Linked DNA regions of Homo sapiens: regions 1 and 2 are each linked to region 3. The links are chromatin contacts, found by Hi-C or POLR2A ChIA-PET in ENCODE. All regions are on one chromosome and are shown on one strand. Each heading gives the region's core, a stretch centred on a gene start or an enhancer-like site at or near the end of the contact. The rest is flanking DNA. Distances are from core to core; before and after follow the strand shown. Region 1 overlaps SLC8A1 (solute carrier family 8 member A1). Region 2 overlaps SLC8A1 (solute carrier family 8 member A1). Region 3 overlaps SLC8A1 (solute carrier family 8 member A1).

Region 1 (4,687 bases), core at 2,131-4,630, 37 kb after region 3:
TAATCAGAGCTACAGATCACAAAAAGTTGGGAGGAATATGTAAATGTGCATGATAGATTAAAAATTCAACATGTTGTTAACAGGCTGAAACACTTGACCTAAACCAAAGGTTTAAGATTCAGTGGGGAGAAATATGAAGGACTGAATTTAAGTTTTTGAAAAATACCAAGTGTCCTGTAAAGATATGGAAGACCTGGCATGCTACCAGTTTTTGTGAACAAGATGTGGGGGGTTGTGTTGTCTTCAGTCTTCATGTGAGTCAGTGGTGTTACGTGGCTGTGAACAAAGCTAGTGTAATCCTAGGCTGCATTTTAACAGAAGGGGTGTATTCAGATCCTGAGATATTATTGTCTCGCTACATGTTGTACTGGATAGGCCACAGCTTGAGTATTAGATTCCATTTTGGACCCACATGTTCAGATTTCATTGACAGTCTGGAGGCATCTAGATGAGATGGCGAACAATTATGGCGGAGCAGCACACACTGATGACACATGTACGTTTGTCTCACTTGAGAGTGGGTTGTCGGTTTTCAATAGGGCAAGGAAAATACTTACTGTATAGTTTGGTACATTGTGTTTCTATTGGAAGAAACAGTTTACCAATACTTATTATAAAAGAGCAGAGGAGGAACAAATATAGGTAACTCAGTCGGGGAAAAAAGGGATGTGTGTAGCGATACCATGGATGCAGAGGGTGCAGCAAAGATCAGCGAAGTGTTAGAATATTATAGCACAATGGATGTAAAGGTGTCAGTCAGTCAGTGTCAGGGAATTCCAGGTTGACTAGGGAACACAGGCAGAAGAAGATTCTGAACTATAGACTCAGTATTTGATGTCTAGGAGACAAATGGAAGCAGAGACTAGGAGGCAGAACAAGGATGCCATCTGCCTGATTAAGCAAGAGTTAGTATGAATCCTTTGCAAAGTGACAGCTTGTCTTTGGGGATCAGCACACTGGCAGGTTGGGGGCTGGCCTCTCTAGGAAGATCTTATGACTCTTTGGTTTTTATGAAAAATCCCTATGAAATCACCCAGAACCTCAGTAATTCATTTTTTTGACAACCACACCCTCAAAACTTTAAAAATCAGATGCTGAAGGTTAATCTCAGGTGGAATTTTAAGATGCTTGCTTTTAATATACCGAACCTAAAACTAAAGATGAAATCCTGTTCAGAGGATGTTGGATTGATTCAACTTGTTAGTTGCTGCCATGGGATTGCTGCCACATTCTCTTTTTTAAATTTCTTGGCGATGGCAAAATATCCATAAAATGTAAAGTATATTTTCATCAACATTTTCAAATGGCATTTGTGAAAAAAAAAAGCATAAGAATACTCAGAAATAACATTGTAGGGAGATCATATCTCTGTATGGAACAGAGATAGTAAAGAAGGTACTGGAGTTAAAGGGCCAGAAAAAGACCAAATTTTTGATCTGTGTTTTCCTCCAAACCATCTAAATGACCTTGAGCGAGTTATATAATCCTCTTTAAGCCTGTTGCCTCCTCTATAAAATGAGGATAATTGCATCTACAGAACAGCCTATTTGTGAGGATAAAGTTAGAGAACAAACATGGTAATTAGCATTTATTTCACACCTTATAATTTATAAAGCATTTCTGACATATTATTCCATTTGTTCCTCACGATAGCCTTGTCAGGCAGCTGTCATTATTGTGGGTTTTATATTCTTATTTTTCTGGTGAAGTAACTTCTTCCAAGATCACACATTGGCAAAACTGAGATTCATTTAACATATACCACAATAACACTTATTTTGTGACTACCATGTGTCAGCACTATTTTAGCAAGCACTAGCAACTGTAACATAATAAAACTTAATAATGTTAAAAAGTTAACATTGTTGAGTGCATACTATATGTTGTTCTAAGTACTCATGTGTATTAGCCCATTTGACAGTGCCCTTATGAGGTGGGTGCTCTTATTATCCCCATTTTACAAATAGAGAATGTAGAGATAAAGGAAGCATATTCATCACCAGTTTTCAGGTAGCTCATAATGTACAGAAGAAGAATGAAGTCCTAGTTCTCTGGATCCAAATTTTTTTATTCTTAATCTTAAAAATGATTTTTTTTTTTCAGACAGGGTCTTATTTTGTCACACAGGTTAGAGTGCAGTGGTGCCATTATAGCTCATTGAAGCTTTGAACTCCTGGGCTTAATCAGTCCTGCCTCAGCCTCCCTAGTGGCTGGGACTACAGGCATGCACCATCATGCATATATATATTTAATTTTTTGTAGAGGTGAGATCTTACCGTATTGCCCAGTTTGGTCTTGAACTCCTGGCCTCAAGCAATCCTCCTACTTCAGTTTCCCAAAGTGCTTAGATTATAGGTGCTCGCTACTGCACCTGGCCAAATAAGCAAGTTTTAGACTGACAAGTTAAATGCAAATGAATGACATGTTTGTGTGTGTAAATGTAGGTATAGACAGGTCATCAACCAAACAGAAAACCTGACCCATGACTTCTGCACAAGAAGCAATATTTCTGAAGAAAGCTTCCAAATGGGATTCAGAGCCCCTCACCTTGCCCCCAACCGTAGTGATTCTTGAGCAGTGCTGTTACTTCTAAGAGTACAGAAGGTATAGATTGTTAGGTGAAAAGTGAAATGGGCAGTTAATTATTTCTCTGTTATATATGAATACCAAATATTCGGATAATTGTAAACACATAAATCACTGATTTTATTTTCTACAGGTTATTTAGATGTTTGGATGTGTAAAGATATAGCCCTGAAGCAAATGCACAATAAATTAAGTATAAAAATATGATATGTCAATGTATAGCTGATAGAAGGACCACCAAATTCTATGGTAGAAAGTCTGAATTCTTGTCCCGCTTTCATTTTTTTTTTTGGTTTAGTCATATGTAAAATGTGGGTATAATATCTTTCCTGCCTACCCTGTGGTTTTCAGAGGTTCAAATAAGGTAAAGCATTTATATACACTCTAAAAATGGTAAAGTACCATAAATAACTCATGGAGAACATGGCCAGTGTGGGCCAGTCCCAGAGAGGCATCAGGGTTGAAAGAATACATGCCATGCAATACAATAATACCATAAAATAACTCAGTTCTTTACTTGATTTCTTGATTAGAGAGACATGTGCCCCAGCAACAAATCTTAAAATCCCTCTTTTTGTCTTCCATCTGTTACCTGCACACACTCCAAAGCTGTTCCCTGTCATTTCTCAAGAAAAAAAATTAAAAGAAAAAAAAATTGCAGCACTTTCACTTTCTTATCCTCATCACTGTATTATTTTCTCCTAACTTTCTGTTTAAAAATAATTCAAGAACTGGGCTGACAAGTAAGGGCTTTCCAGGAGGGCAGGCTTCTCTTTAATGAGCAGAGGGAAAGAAAGGCTGAAAATGGAGTTAAATTTTTTCTCATTAAATATTAGTAAATGGATGGATATAGTAGTACTAACAGCTGGTACGTTTCTCATCTGCCGAACAAAAGGAATCTGTTTATCTGAGGGTGGAAAAATAAAATTGAAAGTATTTTGTGAAGACATGTGAACAGAGCAAAATAATTGCCTGGGGAGAGAACAACAACAAAAAAAAAGGATTCAATTTTATTAGATTGTAAAGTTTTCATAGAAATCTTCTAATTGTTTTTTTTTTGTTTTACTTGCCATACTTTCCAGCTTACTGTACTTACATTTTTAATGAATCAATAAAGTGTATTACCCTAAACATACACACACACACAAACACACACACAAACTCGTAGTGATTGCACAATTCCAGTGAGTTTGAAATGTTTGAAACTTGATGGCTTAAGAGCTATTTTTCTTCTAAATTGTTTTGTTTCTCTATATTCCCATCAGTTAATTCATATACTGAGCATTGAGAAAATAATATCAGCTGATATGTTTTTATATGTTTTGTTTTAATTATCTGATACTTCTTTAAAAATATCTGAAAAGTGTGCTATACTAAGAGCAAATACTTATCAGGCAGTTGCACATTTTTACTATCCTATTGAAAGAAAATAAAAGCTTTTTAATTAAAAATTGGCTATAGTGATATGAGTACAGAGGTAACATGGTGAAAAAACATCCAGGGTTATTCTGATTAGCCCTTTTTTTAGACTACTTACATTGTGCTTTCATTTTTTTCTCCCCGAAGTCAGAGGCACACATGTAAATGCCACTAAATAAATAAATAAATAAACCTCCCTTGGAAAAACGTCTTGCGTAAACTCAACAAGCAAATAATGTGACTGTTCAGAGTCAATCAGCCTTAAAGAAATGAATGTTATAACTCAGGGCCCAAATACAATGCTGTATTTGCGTCAGTAGGCACAGTCCTCATAACAACTGGTTATTAATCATCCAAGCGAGGCGATGTCATTATTACCTGCCACAAAGGGGCAAATTTAAAGGAAGTCTTTTGCTCTGATGGGCTTATTTGCATGCATATTTTAAGAAACATATTGTCTGTGGTATAAATAAATAACTACTGAACAACTGACATAATGGTAAGGCACGGTTTTTTGAGTTACTGCTTCAGGGTAGCTTGGGATTTAATAATAATGATAGCTTTTGTTTTTAATCATTTACCATGTGCCAGTTTATTTCTCATTGATCATCTCTAATCTTCACAAGTGCTCCACAAGTGAGTTTGGAGGTCTGTTTTGTAGCTTTCTTGCATTTACAGCACA
Region 2 (4,524 bases), core at 27-2,526, 33 kb before region 3:
TGGTTTACCACTGGAGATTTGGTGAATCAGCACGTGACCCTGTGAGCATTACTTTACTCATTCAATAAGCAGATGTTGTGCATCTTCTAAGTGCCAGGCTGTGCTCTAGGAACTGGGAATACCTCAATGAAAAAAAAGAAATGAAAATCCCTGCCCTTAGAGAGTTGCATCTTTTGAAGAGAGAAAGACAATAAATAGAACCATTGAATAAAATAGATAGCATGTAAGAAGTAATAAGAGCTGGCCAGACGTGGTGGTTCATGCCTGTAATCCCAGCACTTAGGGCTGAGGCAGGCAGATTACCTAAGGTCAGGAGTTCAACATGGTGAAACCCTGTCTCTACTAAAAATACAAAAAAAAAAAAAAAAATAGCCGAGCATGGTTGGCAGGCACCTATAATCCCAGCTACTTGGCAGGCTGAGGCAGAAGAATTGCTTGAATCCAGAAGGCACAGGCTGCAGTGAGCCGAGTTCATACCACTGCACTCCAGCCTGGGCGACAGGAGCAAGACTATGTCTCAAAAACAAAAACAAAAAAGTAATAAGTGCTATCTCGAAAAATAAAGTAGGGGAAAGGGCCAACAGTGCATCTCATGAGTTTTCAACAACTTCGTTATTTTATATCCTAAGTCTATCTTTCCTTTTGTGACCACATTGCCTACCTTCACCCTAGTTTCTTCATTTCCTGGACAATTTCAGCGGGTATTTTTGGTCATAAGGCAGGGGCCTGACTTCTGTTTTGTGAGTTTAAGAGAAAGGCTTGAGCCTATGATGTGACCGCTCATAGCCCATCCCCTTCGGCACCTGTCCCAAAGTATTAAACAGCAGAGAGGAAACTTTCTTTGGAAGGGAAAATTAGGTATTAGTAGAGGGTCTCTGTGTAAATGAGGTTTTTTTTTTCCTGAAATCTGGCCATGGTCTGATAGCCTGAGGCTGGAGCCAGGGCAGTAATTTTCACTTTAGGTGAGATGGTCAGATGAGAAAAGCCTTCATCCTCTGGCATCATCTCTTTGTCTAGAAACATTTGGAAGTGCTTGCCTTGGTAGTGGATAAGGATTTATGGTTGCTTTAATGTTGCCTTAGAAACAGATTAATTGCTTAGCTTTGAGTCTTTCAGTCAGCAAGAATTACATAGAAGGGAATTCCAAGTACTGATGAAGGCCATCAAGGAGTTCCTTGGAATAACCCCAGCTGCCAATCAAGAGGATGCCATTAGGATGACTGTCCAATATATTGGGCTGTTAGGAATGCCAGCATATGCCTTTGCTCTGAGTCACGTCCTCCTTGGTAGTCAAAACTGGCTATAGCTTCCAGCAGGGAATGGTCACCGTGCTGCCAACCACTCTTCAGGCCTCTGCTCCAAAAGCTCTCCCTCTTCCTTTACAAAGCAGTTGGATCTATCTCTTGTAGATGTGGGTTTCTATTCCTTGTAGCTGTGACCTCTTCCTCCGACACAACTGGCTGGACTACTCACAGCTGGATATCTTTTTACCATCCTTTGTCAGTGTCATTTGGGTCTGTAATCTGTGGGTGATGGGTTGTGTGTTGTTTTAAAATAAATAGTGATCAGAAGATAATTTGGGTATTCTTGATACTGTGCTAAAGTCTCATTTCATGATGTAATGGATATTTTAAGTTAGTACTGCTCACAGTTGTACGAGTTGATCTGAATCCACCATAAAAATCAGCCTATACTTTGTATTGGTAAATTAAGGCAGAATATAAGAAAGCCAGGCAGCAAATCAACATATCCACAGTCTCTATTCTTATCTTTCTGCTTAATTTGTATGGAAATGTATATTTGAGGGAAAATGGGGAGAGTTTAGTAGAACTACTTTGAATCTGATGATAGAGGAAAGACCCCGAAAGAAAGAAAACAAAAGGATGAAGAAGGAACTCACATTTAGATAACATCTATTCCACATCTTCGTGGGCATTTGAATTTGGTATTAATTTAATAAGAAAAAGAAATTTAAGTCCAGAGAGTTCTTTCCAATTGCTTCATTGCCAATAAGCTACATCAGTGTGCTGTGTCCACTGTTCACAAATTATAATACTGCTCTCTTTTGAATATAATTGTAATGTTTTTAGTTAACACCGGAAGCCCCCTTCCTTTTTCTCTGATAATGATGATGGATTTTTACTGACCTGTCTACCTTTAGACATCTGGTGACCTTTTGGCTAAGAACATATTGTGGGATGTGGGCTAGGGAAGGGATAAAGGGCAGGGCTTTTTCTTGGCTGGCCCAGGAGATTGCCCTGACAGTGCATGCAGGAAGAGGTTGCCAGGCAATTGCTAAAAGACCAGATTGAAGGGCAGCTGTCTCTAGGAACATGCTAGCCCTCATGTTACATCACAGTTATTGATGCTTGTCTGTTTGAGTCTAATGCATAAGATAAAAGCCAGGCTATTGGAAACCTTCCACAAGACTTTTGCTAACTAGGCCCTCCTGACCCTGCATGGAAGCCAAGAGGCTTTCCAACGGGCTAGTCCAAGCCAACCCCAATAGTTCTCAAAGATTACTTCACACACTATCAGGGATGATATAATGGAGCAGTTAGTTATATCAGTCTTGGAAAAAGACCAGGGGTTGGGTCTTAGTTGAGGAGTTTACTGTCTGTATGACTTTCAGCAAGTACTTAACCTATCTAAGCCTCAGTTATCCAACCTCCAAATGGGCTAATAGTACCTACTATTTAGGATTATTGTTAGGGTACTGTGCATTGCACATCTCCAGGGGTGCTGTTCTCATGGACTATAATGGAAATAGCAACACTAGGCATTTTATAACAGCAATGCTGGCTAATGGAAATATTAAATATAATTGATATGTATAGAGACAATTTAGCATGGTATCTGTGACTGTTTAAGAATGGAATCTAGTATTCTCTCAGGAAATTGGTTATAATTTGGTGTTCAGCTCTTTTGAAACTTGCTTCTAAGAAGGAAAAAGCAAAATAGTTTTGGACACAGAATAATCTGCAAAGACTTGGATGTAAGAAATTGTTACCTTGTTCAGGGAATGGGAATAATTTCCATATTCTGGAGCTCAGATGCCAGATCATAAAAGGTCTTAGAAAGCCTGTTGAGGGGTTTGAGCTTTGTCCTCAGGGAAGTGGGAAACCAATGAAGAGTTTTAAGGGACGTGAAGAGTGTCAGATCTGCACTTTAGGAATTTCATTTTGGCTGAAACGTGAAGAATGGAATGATGCGATTTGGCAGTAATTTGAAGGGAGTGGTTAGTTATATCAGTCTTGGAGACAGACACAGGTTTGAATCTCCCTTCAGTGTTTATGTTCAGTACTACTATTTATCACAAATATTTCACCTTTCTGATTCTTTCAGGTCCCCAAGACATTTCTTTCACCATTTTAAATGTTAAATATCTTCTGTACCATTTTGTATACCTGCCAAGTATTGGGATCACTTATAAATTAGATTTTATATAGTAGGCAAAATCTGGTCTCCTTGTTTCCACCCTTGCCCCTTCAGTCTTTTCTGCACTGAACCAGCAGAGAGATCCTTCTAAAAGAAAAATCAGATCATATCACCCTCTGATTAGAACCTCCCAGTGATTCTCATCTTCTACCCCATCAAAGCCCATGCCTTATGGCAATTCAGTGTTCTCTGATCCATTCCCACTCCTGAGCCCTGCCCCCTTGGTCCATTACCCTCTTGCTACATTGGTTTTCTGTGTTTTTAGACTGTGCCAAGCATGATTCCCATTAGGACCTTTGCACTTGCTGGAATTCTTTTCCTACAGATATCCACAAAACTTGATCTTTCGTGTCCTTCAGGACTTTGCTCAAGTGTTACCTTATCAGAGAGGCCTTCCTTAACCATCTAGTATGAAATCATGCATCCCACGTGTATACACACTGACACATACACACACACACACACACACACAATCTCACACTCTCCTTGTCCTCTATAGATTGTTCTGCACACACATGTACCATAGGAGTTTTTAACCTTCTGATATTTATATTTGTTTGTTTCCTCCACCATTAGAATATAAGCTCTGTGAGGACAGAGACTTTGTTTTATCACTGGTGAATTCTCAGGATCTAGAAGACAGACTAGTAAGTCTTTCTAAAATACATATTAAGCATGCATAAATATTGTGGATGAAATGGATACACAAGGGAGTTGGAACTAGATCTTCCAACATTCTTGCAGGATGGTTAAATTTCACCTTGTTTCAAGCAGAAATCTCAAAGCCTTTCAAAGACTGAACAAGCAGACATACTGACCAGAACTTTTGCATATTTTGAAAATATGCTACCTCTATTTTTCAGCCTTTTACTTAGTTTTGAATTCTACTGCTATAACCCTCCTCTGATTTTCTTTAGTATGGGAAAAATGTCAAAGAAGCTTATCTCCCTGTAGTGATGAGCTATAAAGGGCTTTAGTCTATGGTGGGATCTCTCAGGGTCTGCCAGAATGTCCTAGGCAGCGGTGTTCTCCTGGGCACTGGTGCAGTTTGCAGTATAAGCCATCAGCAGCAAACATGAGCCAGAG
Region 3 (5,043 bases), core at 362-2,861:
AAGTTAGCTGAGTATTAATAGAGGAATGACAGAGGGAAGAAATTATAACTGCAAGGTCTTCCAGACTACTGACAAGGCTGCCTGGAATATTTAATGAGTCAGATGGTCCATGACTTGACTGTTTCAGAATTATAGGGTTCTACTGAATTTACTCCTGCAGGGAAAGTGTGGGCAAATACCTAAGCTCTCCCATTGTGGTCAGTAGTGTCTTTTTTGGTACGCATAAAGACATTAGCTCCTGTTGTGTAGAAAGAGGGTGGCGGATGGGGAATGGGGAATAGAGGCTGGGACTCTTGAAACAGGAGCCATTGAGAAAGCTCCCTGGATTGTTTACATTGATAACCTGCTAACCATGAAACGAGAGCATTTCCTCCTTAAGTAATTAAGAGTTTATTTCTTCTTAATGCCTGGGTTTAATGGGAGAATTTTTGCTTTGCAAAAGGTTTGCTTTTGAATAAGGTGAATTGACATGCTGTACTGAATAATGCCAAATTGCTTGGTATTTTTAAGCTTGCCTTTTTAATGTTTCATATTCAATGAGGATTAACTTTAAATACCAATTTAATCTAAATTTAAATTCCAAAATTGTTTCATGTGGTGTTCGTTATGTGTATTGTGCATATAGCCTACATCTTATACATTTGAGTGTCATTTGTATGTAAGTGTCATTATGGAAGGCACAAATGTCTAATTAGGGGAAAAATTTGTGGCTTTAATTTTCGTTAACTGTGGATCAGCTCTGGAACAGTAAGTCACAAATAAAAAATCAAATGGCACAATTGTGTTGGTAGCTAATAGCAATGACTTTCATCTGAGAGAGACAGTTTACTGAGCACAAAGTTAAAGGAGTAGGTGATGATGGTCTAGTCAAGTTGAGTAGTTGAATGATGACTACAGACACTTGCAAGCTTTCCTTTTACTTTCCTGTGATGGAAAACAAGATTGGGTGGAAACTCTGCAGAAAGACGTGGTGAAGAGTTTTTCTTTTGCACTGGAAAAGATGATGGCCATAATTAGGGAAAATGTGGCGATTAATCCAGGCCATGACAGAAAATCAAAGGAAATTTGAAGTTCTGTTTATCACCTATGTTTCAATCAATAAAAGCCTACAGTTGTGTTACTGGAAAGGGGTCCTAATCCAGACCCCAAGAGAGGGTTCTTGGACCTTGTGCAAGAAAGAATTCGGGGCAAATACATAAAGTGAAAGCAAGTTTATTAAGAAAGTAAAGGAATAAAAGAATGGCTACTCTCTACTCAGAGCAGCAGCATGGGCTGCTCAACTGATTATACTTACAGTTACTTCTTAATCATATGCCAAGGGGTGAATTATTCCTGAGTTTTTGGCAAAGGGGTGGGCAATTCTTGGAACTGAGGGTTCTCCCTGTTTAGACCATACATGTTAACTTCCTGATGTTGCCATGGCATTTGTAAACTGTCATGGTGCTGGTGGGAGTGTCTTTTAGCATGCCAATACATTATAATTAGCATATAATCAGCAGTGAGGAAGACCAGAAGTCACTTTCGCCACCATCTTGGTTTTGGTGGGTTTTGACCAGCTTCTTTACCACATCCTTTCACCAGCAAGGCCTTTGACCTGTATCGCGTCCTGTGACTAAGAATGCCTCACCACTTGAGAATGCAGCTCTGTAGGTCTCAGCCTTACTTTACCCAGCCCTTATTCATGGATGGAGTTGCTCTGCTTCAAATGCCTCTGACAATTATACACTTAAAGTTAGAAAATTAGATATGGGGCAATCTGTATATGTATTTTTTAGTACCCAATTACAGTTTTTTATGTGTACTAACTTCTGTACTTAGACACATGACCCATAAAGTCAAGAAAGAATCATTAAGAGCCTTTACTCATTTTAATGAATTAACCTCATAACCACACACCCAAAATGTAAGATCAATATATAAAAGTAAGTATAGATAGTTCCCCATAAACTTGGGATATAGTATTCAGTTAGCAAAATCTTACACTAAATGTAAATAGAATCTGCTTTGGTTTCATGACTTTGGGGAACTTTTTTTTTTTTTTCACTTAATGTGACAAAAAATACATATTAAGAACTCACAAAGCTTTCTTTTCTTTCTTTTTTTTTTTTTTTTTTTTTTTGACTGGCCTATTAATTCAAAACTAGTTTCCTTACTATGCAAGGAGCTTTACTAGGCAGTAAAATGAATACAAAGTTAAATTTAGTATGGGAGAAGAAATGTTTGTAAATATCTGTAATACAAAGAATCATGTTAAAAAAAATAGCATAGAAGAAAAACAGGTAACATGGAGATTTAGACCTTGAAAGGTTTGGGCAACATTCTAACAGTCCAAGTTGGGTAAAGAAGTTTAAGGGGAAGAAATAGTATGAACAAATACATAGAGGCAGGAAAACTTGTAGCGTGTTTGAAGAATGGTACAAGTACAGTTTCTCCGAAGTGTAGGGTTCTGAAAGTAGATGGTGTTTGGAAGATAACACTGCAAAGTGCAGGCATGCCACAGAGAAATGTCTTAGATGTAGTAGAAAGAACAGACCCATATAAGAAGACTTGCAATCAGGTTTTTCCCTTATTTCTGGGTGATGATTTCTGCAACTGGAAAATAGTAATAAATGTGCCCACCTCACAGTGACCTATGATGGTGTCTGTGTTTTCTAAACTGTAAAACACCATGCAAATACAAGATACAGATGTCCTCCTCCTCGTGGCACCAAAATTCTGTGTGGCTTCCTTTTTCTCCTCCTCTCTCCCAAGTTTTTCAAATGTGGCTTTTCCCACTGAGTTTACTGCTCCCTGCCCATTTCCTGCCTTTGCTTATTACACGGAGAACTGGCTCTCTGGGCAGTGCTCCCTATGCCAGTTGGCAGACAAAGTCCTTAGAAGGCAGATGCTCCAATTCTGACATCATCACCAAAATCTCTTCTAGTTTTCTGAGAAGAGCCCTCTCCTACCCCCATCTTGCAAGGGAACTGGTACCTTTCTTTCCGTGGCTCTCTGTCCCTCCCACCTCATTTTCCCTCTGAAGGAGGTAGTTCATTCCCCACTGAGTTTGCCAGCAGGAACACCCTCTCATTTCCTCCCTGTCTGCCTGCTTCTCCTTCTCCCCTTTCCTCCTCATGTGATCCATGAAAGTTTTACAAAGGACTTTGACTCAGGCCAAGAGAAAACAAAAGATTAGAAAAGAAGAGTCTAGTGAATGCATGGTTTGATTTGAAATACATTTGCCACGTTGCCAGGAACATTTTGACTACACAGCTTCTAGTTCCTTTGTGAATTCTCAGATAGCCCAGTCTGACTCCTTTTCTTTTTCTTTCCTGGGTGAGTCTTCCCTTCAATTATGTACCCTCATCTTTCGGTTCTAGGATCTTTTGGTTCTAGGATAGGTTAATGGAAATAAATGTAGTGATGAATGATACAAGTTGTTACGTAGCAGGACAAGCCGCAGACAAAACTCCTCAGACACCAAGTTAAAGAAGGAAGGGGTTTATTCGGCCGGGGGCATCGGCAAGACTCCTGTCTCAAGAGCCGAGCTCACCGAGTGAGCAATTCCTGTCCCTTTTAAGGGCTCACAACTCTAAGGGGGTGCACGCGAGAGGGTCGTGATCGATTGAGCAAGCAGCGGGTACGTGACTGGGGGCTGCATGCACTGTTAATTAGATCAGAACAAAACAGGATAGGGATTTTCACAGTGCTTTTCTATACAATGTCTGTAATCTATAGGTAAAATAACCGATTAGGTCAGGGGTCGATCTTTAACGACCAGGCCCAGGGTGTGGCGCCGGGCGGTCTGCTTGTGGATTTCATTTCTGCCTTTTAGTTTTTACTTTTTCTTTCTTTGGAGGCAGGAATTGGGCATAAGGCAATATGAGGGGTGGTCCCCTCCCTTAGTTAATTGGCTAAGGAATTTAGAAAGATGGTGGTTTTCATTATGTCAGTTTCAGCAACTTAAGATGGTTTCACTTATTCATCAGTGACTTTTTTTCCCCCAAATGTCCTTGGTAAAAATGACAGGGGCTATTTACTTAATATTAGTATTTCCCACAGCATAGCATTTTTGGTAACATAACAATTTAAGGCCCCTAGGGAGCATTTAGATGGTTTTTCATTCTGGTAAGAGTTAGATTAAAAATTGCAGTCTTTTTATTTTTTGGATCTAGACCTCTAGAGACGAGACCATTCCAGACCTGCATAAAATTCCTTCAGCCAACTTCTCCTTCAAGGATTTTGAGAAGGTCATCCTAAGAGCCTAGCCTAAGCTGCAGCAAGGTTGCAGTGGCCATAATCTACCTGGCGTGTTGTTTCTGTTGATTTTTCCCCAAACTTCTCTGATCCTAGTGTGGGGTATGTGAAAAAGGGGAGACGAGGGGTAGGGGAGACGAGGGGTAGAGGAGGCCCTCACAAAACAGTGTCAGTGAATCTCGTATTTGGTTTTCCGAAGGCATGTTGCTAGCTGCAGATTGCTGTCTAGATTTCTTGCTGGGAAGCTTAATCTAATAAAAAATCTTTCAACATTTCTGCAGTTCTGTTCTAAATCAGTGGGAATCAGGTGATACTTTGGCTGTTTTACCTGTTCTTTCCTCTTATATGACCATGAAAATGTTAAAATAATAGGTACTCCTGACTGATGAATCTCTGACAGATGCTTTCTCATTTGGGTCCCTGGGCTGTTTGTGACTTTACATTCCTTATTTCATTTTTAAAAGTCATTTTTCAAAATGTTTTGTCAAATATATAGATGATAGATAAATAGAGAGATAGAGTCTGTTTCTTGATAAGCCACACTGACAAATTTTGCAAACATCAGAATCTGTTGCTTCTTCCTAGGCCAAGGGAAGTGTGTCATTTATCAATCAAACTGGGTAGTAGCAGTTGAAGAAGAGCTGTAACTGTCATCCTAGCATAGTTTATAACAGCAGAAGATTCAAAACAAGCTAAATATCAATATGGGGATGGTTATGAAAATCACAAGGAAATACTATACAGCCATTTTAAAAGAATGTTTCAAATGAATAATTATTTACAAAAAGATGTTCACATATTTTATTT

Evidence for each region. A loop is a pair of places that touch in the nucleus more often than their neighbours do. ChIA-PET counts read pairs that join two places held with the same protein, here RNA polymerase II (POLR2A). Pooled maps may share reads with other maps.
Region 1: a loop to region 3 is called in a map of mammary epithelial cell, with 2.4 times the contacts of the local background. The contact joins two enhancer-like sites. A Hi-C loop is called at or near these places in 2 of 168 maps with a recorded cell type or tissue (heart left ventricle and mammary epithelial cell) and 1 of 50 pooled maps. POLR2A ChIA-PET finds 5 or more read pairs at or near these places in 1 of 52 experiments (OCI-LY7).
Region 2: a loop to region 3 is called in a map of mammary epithelial cell, with 6 times the contacts of the local background. The contact joins two enhancer-like sites. A Hi-C loop is called at or near these places in 10 of 168 maps with a recorded cell type or tissue (CD14-positive monocyte, MCF 10A, PC-3 and 5 more) and 4 of 50 pooled maps. POLR2A ChIA-PET finds 5 or more read pairs at or near these places in 8 of 52 experiments (A549, AG04449, AG04450 and 5 more).

Annotation. Positions count from the first base shown.
Region 1 is chr2:40,363,409-40,368,095 of GRCh38, reverse strand. The region is part of intron 2 of SLC8A1 (solute carrier family 8 member A1); the gene reads left to right. Among named protein-coding and RNA genes, the nearest start is that of SLC8A1, 86 kb to the left of the region's middle. Within about 2 kb of position 3,380, at least 2 of the 41 ENCODE cell types and tissues checked have a DNase peak (open chromatin) inside an H3K27ac peak, as active enhancers do.
Region 2 is chr2:40,431,788-40,436,311 of GRCh38, reverse strand. The region is part of intron 1 of SLC8A1 (solute carrier family 8 member A1); the gene reads left to right. Among named protein-coding and RNA genes, the nearest start is that of SLC8A1, 18 kb to the left of the region's middle. RefSeq lists an enhancer at 614-1,813. Within about 2 kb of position 1,276, at least 8 of the 41 ENCODE cell types and tissues checked have a DNase peak (open chromatin) inside an H3K27ac peak, as active enhancers do; they include PC-3, PC-9, endothelial cell of umbilical vein and 1 more, where a contact is called at or near this core.
Region 3 is chr2:40,398,644-40,403,686 of GRCh38, reverse strand. The region is part of intron 2 of SLC8A1 (solute carrier family 8 member A1); the gene reads left to right. It also overlaps the pseudogene LOC124905995. Among named protein-coding and RNA genes, the nearest start is that of SLC8A1, 51 kb to the left of the region's middle. RefSeq lists an enhancer at 1,464-1,758. Within about 2 kb of position 1,611, at least 4 of the 41 ENCODE cell types and tissues checked have a DNase peak (open chromatin) inside an H3K27ac peak, as active enhancers do; they include PC-3, PC-9, endothelial cell of umbilical vein and 1 more, where a contact is called at or near this core.